2 separate regions of the Homo sapiens genome follow, and region 2 is linked to region 1. A link is a loop called in an ENCODE intact Hi-C map of the cell type or tissue named here. Cell type or tissue: Caco-2. All regions are shown on one strand. Links, peaks and the distances in the headings refer to the core of each region. The heading gives the core; the rest is flanking DNA.

Evidence for each region. Peaks named below come from ENCODE experiments on the same cell type or tissue, not always from the same donor. Only the 100,000 strongest peaks of a DNase experiment are listed, where the experiment ranks them.
Region 2: a loop joins it to region 1, with 8 times the contacts of the local background. A loop is called at or near these places in 5 of 110 quality-filtered maps.

Annotation. Positions count from the first base shown.
Region 1 is chr3:53,800,981-53,811,297 of GRCh38, forward strand. CACNA1D (calcium voltage-gated channel subunit alpha1 D) reads left to right here. Exons shown (of 48, transcript NM_001128840.3): 42 at 78-445; 43 at 1,167-1,193; 44 at 2,443-2,592; 45 at 4,003-4,166; 46 at 7,669-7,790; 47 at 8,998-9,318; 48 at 10,133-10,317. Among named protein-coding and RNA genes, the nearest start is that of CHDH, 40 kb to the right of the region's middle. RefSeq lists enhancers at 3,512-4,313, 5,924-6,425, 6,426-6,925 and a silencer at 4,530-4,579. In Caco-2, for the core only: no CTCF peak of the experiment used is centred there; a DNase peak (open chromatin) is centred at 4,071.
Region 2 is chr3:53,725,080-53,735,396 of GRCh38, forward strand. CACNA1D (calcium voltage-gated channel subunit alpha1 D) reads left to right here. Exons shown (of 48, transcript NM_001128840.3): 15 at 1,800-1,920; 16 at 5,363-5,477; 17 at 5,998-6,067; 18 at 6,937-7,003; 19 at 7,736-7,883; 20 at 10,295-10,317. Among named protein-coding and RNA genes, the nearest start is that of CHDH, 120 kb to the right of the region's middle. RefSeq lists enhancers at 6,576-7,116, 7,117-7,655. In Caco-2, for the core only: no CTCF peak of the experiment used is centred there; no DNase peak of the experiment used is centred there.

The sequences.
Region 1 (10,317 bases), core at 1,011-9,010:
GAAAAAGTTACCTAACATAGCTAGTCTGCATCAAATACTTGTTAAATTACCTGGTGTTGTCTCCCATTATTTTGCAGAGAAATGGTGCCCTGCTTGGAAACCATGTCAATCATGTTAATAGTGATAGGAGAGATTCCCTTCAGCAGACCAATACCACCCACCGTCCCCTGCATGTCCAAAGGCCTTCAATTCCACCTGCAAGTGATACTGAGAAACCGCTGTTTCCTCCAGCAGGAAATTCGGTGTGTCATAACCATCATAACCATAATTCCATAGGAAAGCAAGTTCCCACCTCAACAAATGCCAATCTCAATAATGCCAATATGTCCAAAGCTGCCCATGGAAAGCGGCCCAGCATTGGGAACCTTGAGCATGTGTCTGAAAATGGGCATCATTCTTCCCACAAGCATGACCGGGAGCCTCAGAGAAGGTCCAGTGTGAAAAGGTAACCTTGACAATGTGTTTGGACTTGCTCATGTGGTGTCTGCCCGTGTTGCGTCTAGTCCCAAGGAGCAAGGCGGGTCTGTGCTCTGTGCTCTGGGGCATGGAGGAGGTTCCCCGTAGGCATTTGTGTCAGGATCTGTGAGTGCCCCCCAGGTCACTGCTGCCTCTGACACTCTCCACGTGATGGACCTAAAGGATAAGGGCCACGTGCCATCCTACATCCTGTGTGGGGTGCCGAGGGACCTTAAAACAGCAGCAGCCACAAAATCCACCTCTCAATTGTGCTCACATACTGTGCGACAGGGGTTGGTGAATTGTTTCTCTAAAGGGTCAGTGAGTCAATATTTTAGGCTTTGAGAACCATACAGTCTTGCACCTTCTCAGCTCTGCCGTTGCAGTGTGAAATATGTAAGTGAATGGGTGTGTGGCTGTGCCCATTAAAATTTCCCTATGGTCACTGAAATTTGAACTTCATATATTTGCATATGATGAGATATTTTTTGTCTTCAGATTCTTTTTTATGTTTTTCAATCCTTTATAACAATAAAACCCGTTCATAGCCCATGGGTCATACAAGGCCAGGTGGCAGCCCCTATGTGGATGGCGAATCATAATTTGCTAACCCCTACTCTAGGAGGTAGCCTGATGTTTGCATTGTAAATTTGGTTGGAAATTAACTTTTATCTTCTCCCTCCTTCCCATGTTATGCCTTTCCTGGATAGAACCCGCTATTATGAAACTTACATTAGGTATGTGCTCATTACCTGTTTTTGTGTTAAATACTGTGATGGTATGTTACCAGCTGGCCTCTCTGAGTGCTGAAGAATGAGAAACACTTCTTTGAGCCAGCCTATTAAAGGTTATCATAATTCATGGCTGTGGACTCAGAGGTCAGAGGTTGTTGCTTCTAAGCAAAGGCACCTTCAGATCCATATCTCTGTCGACTCTGTTGCCATCCAAGGACTGGTGTCCACACACAAGGTGCACCCCATGGGCTGGCTCCTGCAGGCCTCGCGATGGCACTAGGAGCATCCATTGTGCATTTACAGGGGCCTCAGCCTGTGTGGCTGGCAGCTCCGGCTGCTCTCTGGGGTCAAGCTTCTTGTGGGTGCTTTGCAGCATGACCCAAACCTCCTGAAGGTCAGGAATGGGATCTTGTCATTTTCCCTGTAGCCCTCAAGATATGTGTAGTATATTCCACTCCACATGTATTGACCTGAGTTGAATTGTGGGCGGAATGCCCATTTTGTTGGGGGCCAAGGGAGGATGGGTCTTCCTGTGTCATGTTATGAAGTGAAGTCGGGAGCCATGTGGGCCCAAGTTGGGTGCAAGAAAGTGGAGAAGTCAGAGGAAGTGCCATCCTTCCTTTGGAGAGAGGATTGACATCACCACGTCCTTCTCTGAGGACTGAGGCCAGGATGAGCCGGGTTTCAGGGAGACTTACCACATTCCTGGGGCAGGGCAGCCTTTGGAAACATGGTGGACATGTTCTGTGACAGTTTCCCCTGTGGCACTGTATCCAGAACTCACTCGACCTTCCTGATTTGATACAGCAGGAGGTCAGTGGCCAGGAAGCTCCTTTGTTCCAGGTTCTGAAGTCACACTGGGCTGGAGCTGGGGGACTAGAAGGAGAGGGAGGGATCAGAGCAGATGCCCTGGGAACCCAGGGTCTTTTTCCCTAGGTCCATTTTTTTGTTCTGTTCTCCAAATTGCACCTATTCCTTTGGCTCCAAGGCCTCTGGACACAATGGTTTGACACCAACATTGTGCAGGGCACTGAGAGAGACCCTATCCTGGCCCGCAGGCACACCACACACACAGACACACACACGGTGCTGTTGCCAGAAGCCGGAACAGTCCAGTGCTGCCTGAGGCAGGTGCGCGCTGGGAGAAGCCAGGAGCACCCGGGCAGGGTTGCCGGCCACAGGCAGAGGTGCAGCTGCAGCAGGAATTATCTGCCGCCTGCCCAGGTTCTCAGATCCTCTCTCCCAACTGCAGGTCCGACTCAGGAGATGAACAGCTCCCAACTATTTGCCGGGAAGACCCAGAGATACATGGCTATTTCAGGGACCCCCACTGCTTGGGGGAGCAGGAGTATTTCAGTAGTGAGGAATGCTACGAGGATGACAGCTCGCCCACCTGGAGCAGGTGAGCTGCTCTGGCTCCTGTGGAGAGCGGGAGGCCGCCCTGCCCTGGTGCTCGGCCCACTCCGGAAGCCAGGGCCACCGGCAGCTGCACTTGGGCTTCCCCTAAAAAGCAAAATGGGAGCAGAAACTCCAGGCCAGAGGGAGAGTGGAGCTGGAGAAAGAGAGCCGCAGAGAGGCAGGGTGAGGGCTATTCTTTCAGACCTGTTGCCTTATTTCCACTAGGGGCCTCTGAGGCCTTTTAGTGAAGGCTTGGGAAATGGGAGATGGGCCTGCTTCGTGGCTGGGTTAATGCCTTTCCACCACCCGTCTTTGGAGAGATCAGTTTTTGCTGAATTAACACTTGGAGCTCTGGCGGCCCCAGGGCTCTGTGTGGACGGCGGCTTGGCCAGCCTGGAGCTGGGCCAGGTCCTCATGCACAGCACCTGCCTCCTGCCACTTCAAGGGGTCTCTCGGGGAGATGAAGAAATGAGGGGTCACTCAGCAGAGGGGTCCATCTTGCTTCTGTCCTACAGAAAGAATGTTTGTTAGTACAATGGGCACTCTGCTTTAGGAGGCGTAGCAGGCGGCACAGGCGGATGAAAATCGCCCTCCACCCTCTTCTCTGAACCGCACCTCACTGTGACCAGGGGCCCAGTGAAGTGGAAGTGGAATGGCAGTGAGGTGGCTTCTGGCATCTGAGCCACAGCCTGACCCTCACCCTCTGCTCCCGCAGCCCTTCCCCGTGCCTCTCTCAAATGCCTGACTTCTGAAACCACTGACTCTGAGCCAGATGAACTCGTGTTCCCTTCTCTAGGGCTTTTGCTCACACTGTGGCCCCTGCTTGGATGCCCTCACTCCGTCTGCTGGCCTCATCCCCCCTGTCGAGGGCCTGCTCTAGGGCCTTGCTTTTTATTTCCATGACTGGAATTGAAATCCCTCCCCCAACCCCCAGAAAAGAAAACCTCACGAACCGCATGAGTTCCTCTCTTCCAGCACTGGCCCTTTCCAGCTCGCATTTGATTTCTGTGTGCTCATGGCATTTTCTAAGCCCATTGAGGGTGGGGCTCATGCTTCATGCATCTTGGTGTCCTTGGTGCCCAGCACCTGGCAGAGGGAAGGCACTCAGGAGAGGGGCTCTCACGGAGGAAATGAGTGGGTGAGAGCCTGGCTCACAGGACATCTGCGATCCACATTTGCCCTGGAGCTGAGGGATCAAAACTGCCAGCACATCCCTCAGCACAGGCCTCCAGTCCTGTAATGGCCCTTGGTCTCCATCTGGAATCTTCCATGAAACTGAGGCCAGCCTTGTTCTCAGCCAATCCTACTGTGTCCAAGGGAGGAGGCGGGGAGAGGAGTATGGATGTCAGTCTGGCAGGGTTGAGTGACAGAGCTTGTTACCTAGAACCTTACTGCCCTCCTCTCTGACCTCCAGGCAAAACTATGGCTACTACAGCAGATACCCAGGCAGAAACATCGACTCTGAGAGGCCCCGAGGCTACCATCATCCCCAAGGATTCTTGGAGGACGATGACTCGCCCGTTTGCTATGATTCACGGAGATCTCCAAGGAGACGCCTACTACCTCCCACCCCAGCATGTGAGGCCAGATTTTTTGTTTTGGGTGGAACCTCCCGGGGAACAGTGTACCTCTCCCCCAACCCCCGCTCTGGGGGCCGGTGATGGATGTGTGCTGCCAGGTCAGGATCCTTAGTCCTCAAGACCAGCCCCCAGCCAGAGAGTGTGTCTGCTTTCCTTCCTTTCTCATCCATATCTCACGTGATAGAGCTCTAGCCTCTTCAGTGCTATGCTTGACTCTCTTTGAGAAGAGAGAGGCTGTGGGGCCCTAAGATTGCACGCACACATCTGGTAAGGGGTGTTTTGCATACATAGCATTGTCTTTGAACCTGGGACCATCCTGAGAGGGAGGCAAACCACACACATGCTTTTGCTGTTGTCAGCCCTGCTGCACTCTGTGATGGGGTGACTGAGCCCCCAAAGGGGAAGAGTGGGCTCAAGTGCAGAGCTGGCTGTGCCGCAGGCCTGTCTTGCAAAACCCCATGCCTCTGAGGGCCACCTGGGCATTCTGGTGTCCATCTGTCCTCAGGCCCCTCCAAGCCTTATCCTCCTCCCTCATCTCTGCTCCTCCTCCCTCCCTCATCTTCCCTCCTCCTCCTCCATCTTCCCTCCTCCTCCCTCATCTTCCCTCCTCCTCCCTCATCTTCCCTCTTCCTCCCTCATCTTCCCTCCTCCTCCTCTATCTTCCCTCCTCCTCCTCCATCTTCCCTCCTCCTCCATCTTTCCTCCTCCTCCCTCATCTTCCCTCCTCCTCCTCCTCCCGCATCTTCTCCTCCTCCCTCATCTTCTCCTGCTCCCTCATCTTCCCTCCTCCTCCTCCCTCATCTTCCCTCCTCCTCCCTCCCTCATCTTCCCTCCTCCTCCGTTCCTCCCTCATCTTCCCTCCTCCTCCCTCATGTTCCCTCCTCCTCCTCCCTCATGTTCCCTCCTCCTCCTCCCTCATTTTCTCTCATCTTCCCTCATCTTCCTCCTCCTTCGTCTTCTAGCATCTTCCTTTATCTTCCTCCTCCCTCATCTACCCTCCTCCTCCTTCTTTTCCCTCCCCCTCTCCTCCCTCCTCCTCCCTCCTCCCTCCTCCCTCATCTTCCCTCCTCCCCCTTCCTCTCCCTTGCCTTCCCTCCTCCTCCCTCACTTTCTCTGCTTCTCCCTCATCTTCCTGTCAAGTCTGTCAGTGCCCTCTGCTCACGGGGCAGGTTCTGGACTTGTTGGTCCCCTTCACTCTGGGGCCAGGAAACCCATCCCACCTAGAGGGGCTGGGGCTGGGGCTGGCTGCTTCCACCTGCTTTCCCTCTGCAGCGGTGGGTGGCAGGAGCTGGCGGATCTGGGTCATCCTGAGCAAGGAACTCCAGCTGGGGGAAGAGGTGCAGCCCTGGCCCCTTCCAGCCCTTGGCTGAACAGTTTCATTTTGGACATGTGGGCATTTTGCTGATGGTTAAGGACTATCCATTTCTGGAATTTCTGAGGAATGAAGCATATTTTTGAACAGGACTCTAATCAGTAACCAAAAATAGCCGTGACACATCGGCTTCTGAGTCTGCCAACTGCATATACTATAAAGAGCACCACTGGGAGGTGCCCAGGGCCCTCTGCCTCACTCCAACTGTCACAGCCCCACTGGGGAGTGTGACCAGACCCATTTCCATGGTTAATATTTAATTCCTCAGCCCTGAACACATGCAGCTAAATGAAGTCACTCCTTTCCCATAAATACTAGATGAAGCAGATGCAGGTGAGGCCGGGTGATGGCCCTCGCCCTTGTGAGTTCCACTGCCTTCCTCGGGCCTCGGCCTTTGTCTACTGCCTACTTGGCCAAGCAAGCAAGCACATGAATCCCACCAGCCACAGTGCCAGAGAGGAGCTGAGTGGGCAGGAGTGGCTGTGCTCTTGATTCATAAGGTGGTTTTGCTTTGCTGCCCCGCAGCTCAGACCTTGGACAGGAAGAACATTTCCCTCCTCCACCTGTGTTCTCAGCTGCAGGGGGATTCCCTCCTCCTCCAGAGAGTGTTGTGCAGAGCACATGAGATGGTGGGGATCCCTGGAGCATTTTAGAAATGGAAAAGCACCACATACAGGAGAGGGACCGCTGCTCTCCTTTCCCAGCCCCCAGCCCGGCCATTCGATCTGGAAACCTATGCTCCACAGCACAGTTGGCCCCTGGGTGGTGCGTGGAGGGAAGGCTTTCTGATGAGGCAGCCGTGTGTGTCCCATGTAGGCAACTGAACCAGGAGGCCCCACAGTGCGCACTGGGCACGAGAGACCAGGACTGGCTGTCTCGTTCCTCTCTGCTGGGCAGTGCCTAGCCAAGGACTCAGCCCGGTCTCTTGTGTGCAGCCCCAGTGTGCCTGGGAGTCCTCCCCTGGCTAGGCCCTGGGCTTTCCAATAGCGGAATGAGGGGCATGTGGAGTTTTGCCAGGGCTGAGAAAGGAGGCCCTGTGATCCGAGAAAAGCAGCGGTCAAGATAGGAGCCATAGAAATGCCTTGTAAACGATAGGTGTGCTCTCGACAGAGGCCCCTGCAAGGGGTAGGAGGTTTCTGGGAGGAGGCTGCTGGCTGTGTCTTAGGGCCCCAGAATTCAGACTGATCTCCCGGGCCTGGTGCCCTGTGAAGCTGGGAGCTGTGGATTGTCTTGTTAACCTCTGTGTGAGCCTCTGTTGGAAGAGCTGTTAGCAGGACAAGCATTTTCTTAAAATTAGAGGTGTCCTTTGTTTGTATTCAGTGCTAGAGAAGCTGAATCTTTCCCAACAAAAATAATTTGCTTATTACCTGGTCAAGCTGATCAGTGCAGGTAAAGTCCCTCCCTTTAAAACAGGTGTAAACACAGGAGCCCCAGCAAGATATGTCAGCTGCTGGGGACACTTAGGGTATCTGGAAGGTGACAGTGGGAAGTGTCGTGGGGTTCTGGCAGGACTTGTGTTCTTGCACTGAAGTGCTGTGCGCTCCCCACAGTATGCAGCGCCAGGGCTTCTGACTCGGATCAGTTGCCCTATGGGCTGCCTTCACTCCTCCTCCTGAGAACAGGCGAACGTTTAAAAGTAGTAAGTTCTCTTTGGGAGGCTGAGGCGGGTGGATCACGAGGTCAGGAGATCGAGACCATCCTGGCTAACACGGTGAAACCCTGTCTCTACTGAAAATACAAAATAGTAGCCGGGCGTGGTGGCGGGCGCCTGTAGTCCCAGCTACTCGGGAGGCTGAGGCAGGAGAATGGCGTGAACCCGGGAGGTGGAGCTTGCAGTGAGCTGAGATTGCGCCACTGCACTCCAGCCTGGGCGACAGAGCCAGACTCCATCTCAAAAAAAAAAAAAAAGTAGTAAGTTTGTACTTTAAAAAACATCCCTCACTGGGGCTTCTGCCTTCATCCTCTCCTACTAAAGTTTGGAGACCTCACTACCTAATCTTTCTCTTGGACAAACCGCATGCTTCTTCCTGGGCTCGTTGCTGAGCATCCGGGGCCACCCTGACTCTGAAAGACGGTGTCCCGGCAGAGAACTTGCTTCACAGCTGTGTGATGCCCTTTGCTTTCCCAGCCCACCGGAGATCCTCCTTCAACTTTGAGTGCCTGCGCCGGCAGAGCAGCCAGGAAGAGGTCCCGTCGTCTCCCATCTTCCCCCATCGCACGGCCCTGCCTCTGCATCTAATGCAGCAACAGGTGAGCGGCCCACCTGGCCTTGCCCCCACACCTAGGGGCACCCCACATAGGACCCCCATCAGGTCACTCCCTTCTCCTTGGCCTTAAGCACCAGGAGGGAAGGAGAGAATCTTCACCTACAGTCTAGTTAATCTTTGTAACAATCCTGTCAAATAGCTATGGCCATGAGTCCCATGCTGCCCAAGCTCACACAAGTGACTGCTGGCATTTGAATCCAGGGAGCCAGCTGCCAAAGCTGGCCTCACTGCCCAGGTGCCTCCCTGCGATCCCCACCACCTCTTCCTGGCATTGAATACAGAGCCTGATGTGATCTGAGCTCAGGGAGTGGGGGCCACTTGGCTGATTCTGAACAAGCGGTGCAGCCCTTCATTTTCTCTAAGAAGTGGTTCCTTCATTAAGTTTATGGGTCCCTCCATGGGCAGGGCCCTGTGGGTACTATGCAGGGTTAACCTCCCCTGCCTACAAAGGGAGCAGTCTGGGGAGAACAGTTTGCCCACGTTGAGGGCGGCTGCACAGGCAAGAGGGTGGGGCCGGAGCCCACTCACTAGGGCTTTCCCTCAAGGATAACAATATGGCGCTTTTTCTTTCTGAAAATATCACATCAGAGATGCCATTCATTCGTGCACGACAGGGTGGTGGGCATGGACCTGTGCTGTTTACAGACAGCGTTCCCCGTCCCTCTCTGCAGAGTGTGAACCCCAAGGTGCATCTGCCGTGGTGGGATTGTAAGACCGGGGCTTGTACCCAGTGCTTTAGCACATGCCAAATGCCGGCTCTAGGATGCATTACTCCAGAGCAAAGAGAACCAGCTGTTTTCCTATAAGTGCTGGGAAGTGGTAGTTTCCCCTGAATGTACTTCGGTATTTAAACCCAGCATGAACTGGGTGGTGTGTTCACACCCACAGCTTGTTGGGCTTCCCTGATTCTTCATTCTGAAGCAATTTCATGAATTAGCAACTGATACCTCCTTGGGAAAAGCCAAAGGAAATGCATTATGGATTCGGGGTAAAAGAAAGCACAGTCTGCTAGAAAACAAAGTCATCACCGCCCATTCATTCAGCGTACTTCAGTGTGCCCATGTCCTTTCCAAGTCCTTGCCTGGACTGCCCCTGGCGAGCGCAGCGCCGGTGCTTGGTCTGTGCGCAGAAGGTTTGAGGCCCGGACCTCTGAGAACCTCTGGTCTCCCAACAGTCCCCTCTTTCCTCAGATCATGGCAGTTGCCGGCCTAGATTCAAGTAAAGCCCAGAAGTACTCACCGAGTCACTCGACCCGGTCGTGGGCCACCCCTCCAGCAACCCCTCCCTACCGGGACTGGACACCGTGCTACACCCCCCTGATCCAAGTGGAGCAGTCAGAGGCCCTGGACCAGGTGAACGGCAGCCTGCCGTCCCTGCACCGCAGCTCCTGGTACACAGACGAGCCCGACATCTCCTACCGGACTTTCACACCAGCCAGCCTGACTGTCCCCAGCAGCTTCCGGAACAAAAACAGCGACAAGCAGAGGAGTGCGGACAGCTTGGTGGAGGCAGTGAGTACGGTTCTTGGCCGTGGTGGGCAGGAAGCACCAGGAGCAGCAGAGGTGCAACTGTAACAGCAGGAAGGGCAGTGGTGGGAGGGCGGCCAGGCTGTGAGCTAGGCTGCCTCAATCAGACACTTCTGAGCAGCAGGAATGTACCTGAAGCATGAGTAAAAACTGGTCACCACCACTGGCTGCAGTGGCTTACGTCTGTAATCTCAGCACTTTGGGAGGCCGAGGCGGGTGGATCACCTGAGGTCAGCGGCTCAAAGACCAGCCTTGCCAACATGGTGAAACCCCGTCTCTACTAAAAATACAAAAATTAGCCGGGCGTGGTGGTGTATGCCTGTAATCCCAGCTACTCAGGAGGCTGCAGCAGGAGAACTGCTTGAACCCGGGAGGTGGAGGCTGCAGTGAGCCGAGATCACACCACTGCACTCCAGCCTGGGCCACAGAGCGAGACTCTTGTCTCAAAAAAAAAAAAAAAAAAAAAAAAAAAACAAAAACTGGTCACCACCGTCAATTCTCATAAATGAGCTGTGCTGGCATTATGGGTGCTGTTCCGGCATATGTTTCTAGTTTATACTAAATGTCTTTCCCCAGTGGGTTTCACTCTTGTTGGGCCATGTGTAGTTTTTTAGCTCCAGGACATTTTCAAAGCCATTTACACTAGTTATTATGTATGAGGTCTAGAAAACATGATTGAGCTGCATCCCCAAAGCACACGGTGCAGTTAAGTTAGCACTGGAGTTGATTTTTCTGTCGTCCCCCTGCCCTGCAAAGCCTTATAACACCCCCATGCCATCCATCCCTCTTTTCTGTACAGGTCCTGATATCCGAAGGCTTGGGACGCTATGCAAGGGACCCAAAATTTGTGTCAGCAACAAAACACGAAATCGCTGATGCCTGTGACCTCACCATCGACGAGATGGAGAGTGCAGCCAGCACCCTGCTTAATGGGAACGTGCGTCCCCGAGCCAACGGGGATGTGGGCCCCCTCTCACACCGGCA
Region 2 (10,317 bases), core at 793-8,792, 76 kb before region 1:
GCCACAAATTTCCTCTTCTAGGAAGCAACCACCATTAAACAGTTTCTTGTGAATTCTTAGATCTGCATTTTCTGATAGCTACAACTCAGTTAAGCTACCTATAGGAGACTTTCCACAGACAGGAGCTCACTGTACGTGCTGTTTTGCATCTTGCTTTTATCACTTTGAGTGTCCTCAAGAGCCTTCCTGCTTGGTCCATAAAAGGCTGCCCCTCCTTTGAAACGCTGCGTCCATGCGGTGGTAGATGTGCCGTTGTTCATATGACCAGTCCCTTGCTGACAAGCATTGAGTTCTGTCTGGTCTTAGCCCACATACACAGGGCTCCAGTAGGTGACCCTGAACACGCATCAGAGGGCACATGTGTTGGCTGTAGATCTGTGGGATAAACTCCCAGAGATGGAATTGCTGCTTTAGAGGGTGTGTCCATTTTAAATGTTGACACACGTGCCCAAGTGCTCTCCTTATGGTTGTATTAGCTCATTGTCTTCACACTGCCCATTGCCTCACTGCCTCTCCCCTCAGTGGAGAGCATGCTTTGGGATGCCCATCAGTTAGGTGAAAATGGCATTTCATTGTACTTTTAAAAGATACTGTTCTTATCAGGAGTGAGGTTGAACGTCTTTTCCTATGACTCAGAGCCATCAGTAGTGCCTTTTCTGTGAATTACTTTATCTTTTCAAATCATTTGCCCATTTTTGTTTGGTTGTGATCCATAACAGTTTAAATTTTAAAAATATCTAGTTCAGATTGAAGATAAAGGAGCTCTGTCTGTCGTCGGAAGATAGCATTTTTTTCATTACTGTTCTTATTCATCTGATTCTATTTCATCATGGATTGAATTATCAAGTATGATCAGTAGAGAAGATTAAATTTCAGGTCATTGGTGATATCTACTCTTGAGGTAGTTTTGTAAATTTACATGAGACATTTAGAATTTCCTGCTTTTGTAATTTCATAGGTATAATTATCCATTTCCACAGTTGATGGACTATGTGGAATGCTATGCAGCAGTTAAAAGAATGAGATGCACCTTCTGACACAGAGGGTCTCCAGAGTATGTTGTTGAATGAAAAAACAAGCCAGTTGCAGAAAACTTTGCATAGCATGATATCCTTTATGTCTGAAAACTCAGAGAAGACACCTAGTGCTTGTTTTCTTTGTGTGTAAACGTGTTTAAATCTGTAGTTGAAGGTTCCAGAGAGACACAGAAAGAGCATGCTTTCTGGGGAAGGGACTAAAACTGGGCTGGGGTGTAATCAAAAAGCACATAAATCTTGGCTGGGTGAGGTGGCTCATGCCTGTAATCCCAGCACTTTGGGAGGCTGAAGTGGGCGGAACACTTGAGGTCAGGAGTTCGAGACCAGCCTGGCCAACTGCTGTAACACTCTCTCTACTAAAAATATAAAAATTAGCCGAGTGTGGTGGTGGTCACCTGTAATCCCAGCTACTTGAAAGGCTGAGGCAGGAGAGTTGCTTGAACCGGGGAGGTGGAGGTTGCAGTGAGCTGAGATCAAGCCACTGCACTCCAGCCTGGCAATAGAGCGAGACTCCATCTCAAAAACAAACAAACACTTAAGTCTTAATAATAAGGTTATTTTTTTTCACTCAAAGAATTATCTATTTGTGTAATTAAAAAACAGTGTTTTAGAAATTCCATGGGATAACAGATGGATTTGTTCAGTGCAAACTGGACTGTGAAAGGCAGCTTAAACCAGATCTAGGCAGCCACCGAGGGGCTCTAAGAGAGCGGCTGCAATTTGTGAATCCACCTGCTGGCTGATACCAGTTTGGCTTCTCAGATCCTGACAGGCGAAGACTGGAATGCTGTGATGTACGATGGCATCATGGCTTACGGGGGCCCATCCTCTTCAGGAATGATCGTCTGCATCTACTTCATCATCCTCTTCATTTGTGGTAACTGTATCCTTCAAGCCGACCAGGCTTTGTTGTTGCCGTCGTTATCTGGTTTTGTTTTTCTTCCTCTGCATTTCTCTGTGGTGATGGTGGTGGTAGTAGTTGTGGCAGGGAGGTAAATGCCTTTACCTTATTAGCTCAATATCTGCTTTTCTTCCATGCTGCTGGGGGACAGCGTCCTGTAAGCAGAATTCCAGAGAGGCTTTGAGGGATGCGCTCTGGCTAAGAGAAGCAAGCCCAGGGAAGGAGCGTGAGACAGCACACATACTGGTCCCAGAGGTCACTCAGTTTGGCATCATGTCTCCTGTACAGGTCCCGAGGGATGGCTGAGCGCAAGGCCAGGTGGTTCTTTATGTTATCATTATTGGGAGCTTAGGCGTCCATCTGTGACTTCCTAAGACCCTTCGTGACTGATGAGAGCCATCTTTGTGGACTGATCTGTGCTCCCCTGGGCTAATTTCACTTTGCTGATCTGTCCATCTTTGCGGATCAAGTGTCCATTGGCTAGCTGCTAAATCATGCTGCATAACTTCTCTCTGCCTTACTTTACCCCTTTTCCCTGTCGAGAGGCACCCTCTAATCCTAGACTTCTGGAATTGGCCCTTAGATCTGTATTTACCTCATTCAGACCCTTCCTGATCCTATAGCCTTTGGTTCTCGGTGTTTTATCTCCAGGTCCTCCATGCCTAGCACCAGACCTGGTACACAGAGGCCTTTAATGAATGTTTGATGCATGAACGACGTACACACTCATGATACTACATCTGGGTTTTCACCCTTCCATTTTAAAAGGTCCTAATCTGGATTCTGCTTCTAAGGTGGCCCAGATCTCTGTAGGTGTTTTCTTCTTTATCTTGTCTGGCTCACTGATAAATTTTCTTCAGTGTGGTAACCTCAGTGCAAACCTGCCCCCTTTTCTACAAGGACAATGCTTTGTGCTATAAGGTATTTTATAAAAACCCCATCTCAACACATATACATCCTTGTAGTCCCTTGACTCGGCTCTAAGGCCCCCTCCACAAGAGCCACCCCTGCCCTGTCTCCCACCCAGAGAAGGTTCTTCTACCTCTGAGCTCCCCCTCAGATTTTATCCACGTCTCTTACTGCCTGTAGGTTCTTCTGTCTACTGGATTTTTATTTATTTATTATTATTATTTTATAGAAGGAGTCTCACTCTGTCACGCAGGCTGGATGGAGTGCAGTGGTGCAATCTCGGCTCACTGCAACCTCCGCCTCCTGGGTTCAAGTGATTCTCCTGCCTCAGCCTCCTGAGTAGCTGGGATTACATGTGTGCACCACCATGCCCAGCTAATTTTTGCATTTTTAGTAGAGATGGGGTTTCTCCATGTTAACCAGGCCGGTCTAAAACTCCTGACCTCAGGTGATCCGCCCGCCTTGGCCTCCCAAAGTGCTGGGATTACAGGTGTGAGCCACTGCGCCCGGCCTGTCTACTGGAATTTTGAGTGGGCATTCCTCCATCTCCCTAACTAGATGGATAAGCTTCTTGAGTCAGGAATCTTTTTGTATTCACATCTCTCAATAGAGTACGGGATCTTGCACATAGTTGGCCCTTGGTAAATGAAAGGTCATTATTTTCTTTTTCTGCTGTCCTATGGTTGACTCTTTAGGCCACAGCAACATCCTGGACTTGAATCTGCAGAGAAGTATTCCCTGGTGCTTGTCTGTGGTTGCATGTTGTTTTCTTTATAGCACATGCCACTGTATCAGAGGTGCTTAGGGAGCTGCTTATGCTCTGTCTTCCCCAACTAGAGTAGACATTCCAGTGTGTGGTGTTTCTTCCTGTGCCCTCAGCACCCACAACAGTGCCTGACACATTGGAGGTACTTGGTAGATCTTTCTGGATGAATTCCAGAGCATGCCACTCTTTAGGAGGGTCTGAGTAATGCCTCTCAATACAGATGATGGATTTTGCTCTGGAAAGTTGTTACAAGCTTGTAAGATCTTCCTGTGGCTCATCACTCTGGATTTGCTTTCCACTACCCAAAGGAGTTGAGTGTCATGGCAAGACTAGAGAGATTATTGTTTCTTCACTGAGATCATGGAGGGAATACTCAGTACAGCTAGTCTCATCACTAGCCCCTGTCCGAGTTACCATTACCCCAGGCCTAGCAGAGGAATGCTCATGTTACCAAGCCATCTCCAGCCCAGGACTAATTGCTTCCTGAGGCTCATTGCAGCTCCAGTTAAAAAATAGGCCAGCATGTCAAAGGCTTTTTGAGTCTTAATGTAATTCACTTACGTTTCTCTCCTCTTTAAAACCTTGAATAGATTAGTCAGGCGTGCTATTCCCTCACAGAGATTTCATCATCTGTTCCTTGTTAGGTTATGTTGGTTTACGTGTTCAGCAACCCATCCAAGACAACAAATTGCACAGGGCGTATGGGACAGTGCTATGCTGCTCCTGTCTCGGGGTCTCTGGGCTCCTGCAGTTTTGCCTGCAGATGGCCGGGCATCAGGCAGAGAGAAGCATTTGTCACAGAAGGGGGCCTTCTCACTTATTGCCCTCTCATCCCTGTGCTTCTCAAAAACATGCTTCACTGCTAGTGGGTAAGAAACAGGCATCTTCTGATTTAGGAGTCTTGTTCAGAATACTTGTTAAAAACAAAAACATTCAAGAAAGCCATGTATACAACATTAGAGTAAGAGTGAAAAAATATGATAATTTGTTCAGTCACCTAACCTTTTATTGTGTTTTTTAACTGGAACTGCAATGAGCCTCGGGAAGCAATTTGTCCTGGGCTGGAGAGGGCAAAAATCAAGTTCAGGTACAGTGATCAAAGATCGAGCTGCAGTGAGACTATTCACAACAGTCCAGCACCAGGTGGCAGTAAGTCAGACACATTATAGTCAGTCAGTGTTTGTGGAGTGAAGGAATGAATGAGTTATCTGTAGACTCTGAAGGTTATTTCAAAGGAGAAAGTCTCATACTGTCTTGTGCAAGGGCATCATCATTTGAATAACTTGCAACCTTTGAAGTGGTCTGTTTTGGAAAGCACTCCCCTGAATATATATGTTGTAGTTGTAGTATGTGTTTAAAAAAAAAACCCAAACTACTTTTTAATTATACCATGTTTATGTTATAGATTGTTTTATAAAATGTATAACATAGCTATAGATACGTAGATGTTTGGACACACACACACACAGAGAAAGGTTGAAATTAGTGGGTTTTCATGGGTTTTAGTGAATCTTAATTTTACTTCTGTAGACTGTCCTTTTACAGGTTTTTACTTTTGTTTTGTTTTGTTTTGTTTTGTTTTGTTTGAAAAGCAGGGCTCTGGTACTCTAGTTTTGCTGTGTGAGTATAACACTTGGGACGGTCACTTACTACCAGCTTCCCGGGATGCAGAGGTGTGTGGCGTTGCCATTGTTGGCCGCACGTAGTTGCATTTAGTAGTGTGTTGTGCCCTTAAAAAGTTGAAATTAGATATTCTACTGAATGTCTTCTTGGCCATCGCTGTAGACAATTTGGCTGATGCTGAAAGTCTGAACACTGCTCAGAAAGAAGAAGCGGAAGAAAAGGAGAGGAAAAAGATTGCCAGGTAACCCTATTTTCCCCTGACGTGTTTGTCCAGGGGCTGTGTTGGGAGCCCTGCAACAGTTGCAGCCTGCCAGGCTTACCCCCGCATCACGGCAGCTGCAGCCCCCGGGTTGCTGCTTTGTGGATCATGGTTGACCATGCACTGCAGACCAAAACGGATGGAATCTTGGGCAGAAGCCAGGCTCTTGGCTGTCATCCCTCGGGGCTGAGAGTGGGAGTCACGTGTCCCCATGCTTAAAGAATCACTGCAGTTAATTTTGGTGTCATAAAATAAATGATGCATTCAATGCTGATTAGCTCTCAGATGAGAATTTTAATAAGATGGTCTGTGTAATGAATCCATCGCATTGAGATTACCAGGAAGCTCTGAGTTTGGGTTGTGCTAGGCTCTTGTGGTTAGTGTTGTTTCTAATTAAATTCTGTCCTTCATTGGAGCATTATTGATTCAGAATCCTGATTAGCATTTTTATACAGAGTAACATGGTTATTTGGTTTCTTGTGCTCTTTTCTCTTCTCTTTAGAAAAGAGAGCCTAGAAAATAAAAAGAACAACAAACCAGAAGTCAACCAGATAGCCAACAGTGACAACAAGGTATGTATTCTAAGATGCTTCTCCCCTTTTTGTTTCAAAATGATCCTGTTGATCTCCATACATGTACCATTTACACTGTGGAAGTGTCTTGTGTATCATTCTTGTAATATTTTGGTGTGAAGAATATGGCACACCATATAGACCCTGGCTTCCCAGGGGGGATTCTGGTTGAATTTAGGCAGTTAGTTGTGTTTACTGATATTTCACCAGAAAACCAATATGATAAAGAATTGACTAGTTTGACCACTTATGTTTTCTTTATTGGAATTGTGCAATCAGCCCTGACCCGTGGTCAGGATCACGTTAGCATCTTCTGAGTGGGTATGAAAATCGCGGATTTTTAATAGATGTCTGTTTCCAGAGGTAATCCCAGGATCAGGTGGCCTCAGGGCTATACTGTAAAACTGAATCCCATTTATGACAGCCCTGGTTGTTTTGTTCTTTCTCTGTTCATCGAGTTGATAAATGCTTACTGAGTGGCTATCATGTATCAGACACTGAGGATTCAGGAATGAAGAAGACAGGTCCCTGCCTTCATGGGGCTCACAGTCTGGCAGGAAGACAGGAGTATGAGATGCATTATCACATGGTATGAGTGAATGTGCTGGCACAGGGCAAGGACAGAGCCCTGAATGGTGCTGGCTAACCACGACTGGGTCAGGGTTCAGCCTTCTTCTCACCTGCCCTCAGGCCTTCTGTCTGAAGCAGAATCACCATCTGGGGACATCTGCCTGTCCCTGCACACTCAAATACAGATGCAGCTTTGGGGAGGAATCCATGCCCTATGCTGGACCACCAGGGTGACTTTTCCTCTCTGAAGTGATTTTAAGTCAGTCTCCCCTCCTCCCAAGATGTCTTTGTCATCCTAGGTTACAATTGATGACTATAGAGAAGAGGATGAAGACAAGGACCCCTATCCGCCTTGCGATGTGCCAGGTATGGTGGCGGAGGCCGGAGACGCTGGCTTTGCTGTGTGTCTTTGCTACTGCTCTGTGACCACCTGCCGAGTCTGCGGCCAGCCAGCCCAGCAGCGTGCACATGAGCTGCTGAGGCCACCAAGGCCGTGGGACCAGTTAGCTCGCCTTTTTCCCATGGTCACAGGCAGAATGTGTCACTCAAATTCCAGGTGATGGGGAGGGAAAGTGCAGGTGGGTCAGGGCAGTCCCAGCTTCTGCTGGGAGACTGGTCCAGGAGGCCCCCCGGTGTTAGCGCTCACCTGACACTTTTATATTTGACTGGCACATTTATTGGCTGATGTGGGTGGGACTGTGGAGTTGGGAGCCTAGGAGCTGATTGAGACTGAAAGTCCCACACAGTTTCTCAGGCTAGTCTGAGCGAGGAGGTTACTGGGGAAACAGCCAGGTGTTGGGAGGTTGGCAGTGAGAATCTCAGCACTGCCACCTTTCATCTGTGGTCAGATCTTACGCTGGTGGGAATCTCATCATTCCCGCAAACTAAACATGCTCACCAGACGGGGACACTTCTCAGCACCCCCCACCCCTGCAACACACACTCAGTCCATGTTCTGAAGGAGCAGGAGGGTTTTGATTCATGTAAGCAGGTAGATGTTGTTAAAGTTTAAGCCAAATTTGCATGTGAAATTAAGAATAATTCAAACCCATATGTAGTCTTTATTTCATGCCTATAAAAAAAGTATTTCATTTAAAGTAGGGGAAGAGGAAGAGGAAGAGGAGGAGGATGAACCTGAGGTTCCTGCCGGACCCCGTCCTCGAAGGATCTCGGAGTTGAACATGAAGGAAAAAATTGCCCCCATCCCTGAAGGGAGCGCTTTCTTCATTCTTAGCAAGACCAACCCGTAAATACTCCCCTTCTAGTCTCTCACGGCTGCCTCTTGCCAGTGACCCTACAGGTTGCTTGAGGGTGGCTCGGGTGGGGGTGAGGGGAAGTGGTTCACAGCCCTTTCTGAACCTGAGTGTCCCTGGCGCCCTCACCCAAGTCCCCTCCAACCCCTCTCTCCTCCACTGTTGCTCTTGCCCTCAGCTCATCTCTTCCTAGCTGCCTCCTTCCCACAGGGGTGTGGCCAGGTCCTGGGAGGAGCTCCATTCTAGGTTCTCCTCCCTGCCTTCACCCCTGCATGGGGACAGCAATGGGGAAAGCCTTGTCCACCCCAGCATATTCCAGCTGGAGCTCACTGCTCTGGTGTTCCATGCTTCGGCCAGCCGTGGAAATTTTTCCTAATGAGTGGATCTTCTGTTAGGATGCCTTGTGGGATGAGAATTTTTGTGACCAAGGTCCGCATAGCATCCTCATCCTCATAGATCCCCCACTTGATTGATCAGTTTTCCCAATTGAGTTTTATCTTTGTAAAGTCATATTGCACAGTGATATTTTATGGGTTGTAAGTATTCAGTTCAGCTCTATGATAGTCTACTTAAAATAGCATTTCTCATGTTAAAATGATAAGGTGCTCACAAGGAACAGGGTAATGACTCACAAGTACTATAAGAGGAAGACGTTTATTTACTAGCTAGTTTCTAGGTTTTAAATCATCTGGGACTGAGTGGAATGCCAGGGGAAATAAATGGCTCCTGGAAAGGTTTCTAGAATTGCAGAAGTAGTTCTTGGCTGTCAGAGAACAACTCTTTATAATTCATTGGCCCTAGGGAGACACAGGTGGGAAGCAAGGCCTGCTGGCATCCTCAGAGATATGAAGATGTGATGGTAGCTTTTACAGCTCACCACTGTTTGGGTGTTCTTTAAAAAAAAAAGGTTATTAAACTGATATTGCTGACACCTACAGCCCTTTGTGTGTGTGTGTGTGTTTGTGTGTGTGTGTGTGTGTGTGTATGTATGTATGTATGTATATGTATATATATATACATATACATATACATATATATATGTGTGTGTATATATATATATATATATATATATATATATATGTTGAGGGAATGCATTTATTTTCACCTAAAGCTACAAAGCACTCCTGCCCTCACTAGCTTGGAAGTTCTTTCCCAGACTCAACTGCTAACCACCTTCAGGTCCTCAGGGGGGTACGCCCAGCATTAAATAGGCCCAAAAGGGAGGACTTGAAGTGAGGGGTCGCCTTACATAAAGTTGACTCCAGTTTGAAAGTGGAAAAAATCTTTTCCAAGGAAAAGCTATCTATCTATAATAGTCTTATAGAATACAGGAATACAGATAGGTATATATACATATACACACGTATATACTTTAGAATTTAAACATATACATACATATTTTAGATATACATATATACACACATATACTTTACAATTTAAATATATGTGTATACATATATTTATGTGTATGTTTTATATATATGTTTTATGTGTATACATATATGTACATATACATACATAAATACATACATGTGTATATGTATATGTTTAAATTCTAAAGTCAAACATTGAGGGTATGGATAACCAGTTGCTAACCAGGCGCAGGGCACATTGAGGACAGCAGCGAGGTTCTGATGGCCCAGAGAGCCATCGTTTGAGCCCAGGTGTCAGGCATGAGCCACCCTCCATTGCTTCACGAGACCACAGGACTTGGTGAGAACTCTCATGCCGGGCCATGAGATCCTTGCATGTTAGCAAATGATGCTCCAACCTTCACTTTCTGAGGACTGCTTGTGGGTCAACTCCAAAATTTAAAAAAATAATAATAACATCTATTACAAAATCTGCAGACAGCCAGAGATGTCCTGAAGTCTCAGTTACTGCAGGTCACTATAAATAGTATGACCTTGCACCTGCAAGACAAGCCTGGGATTCATCTCATTCTGTGTGAACTGTTGAGGGCAGGCCTGGCCTCAGTTTCCTCTCTCAGTCAGGGAAGATAAACAGATGAGTTTCTTGTCATAGTGGAAAAACTTCAGTGATGTAGACCTGGATCGATTCTGCCCCTGGTCCTTACTAGTGTCACTTTAGAATTCTCTTATTAAGCCTCAGTTTCCCCATCTTGAGGAAGACAACAAGCCCCACTTCCAAGGACTTGGCAGAGTGGTCTGTGTGGCACCCCCAGCACAGAGGTGACACACCACCCACAGTCCACAGGTTGCCTTTGGTGGGCTTCGAGAGGCTGACGGACAGGTTGCTCAGGTGTGCCGGGCAGGGTGCATGGGCAGCACAGCAGACAGCTGCCCTCTGCCTGGCCTCTTGCTGCAGTGGCCCCACACTCTTAAGGACCCAGTGTGTTCCACCCTATCTGGGACTGTTTCCAAGCAGCGGCTTTTCCCTGCAGGATCCGCGTAGGCTGCCACAAGC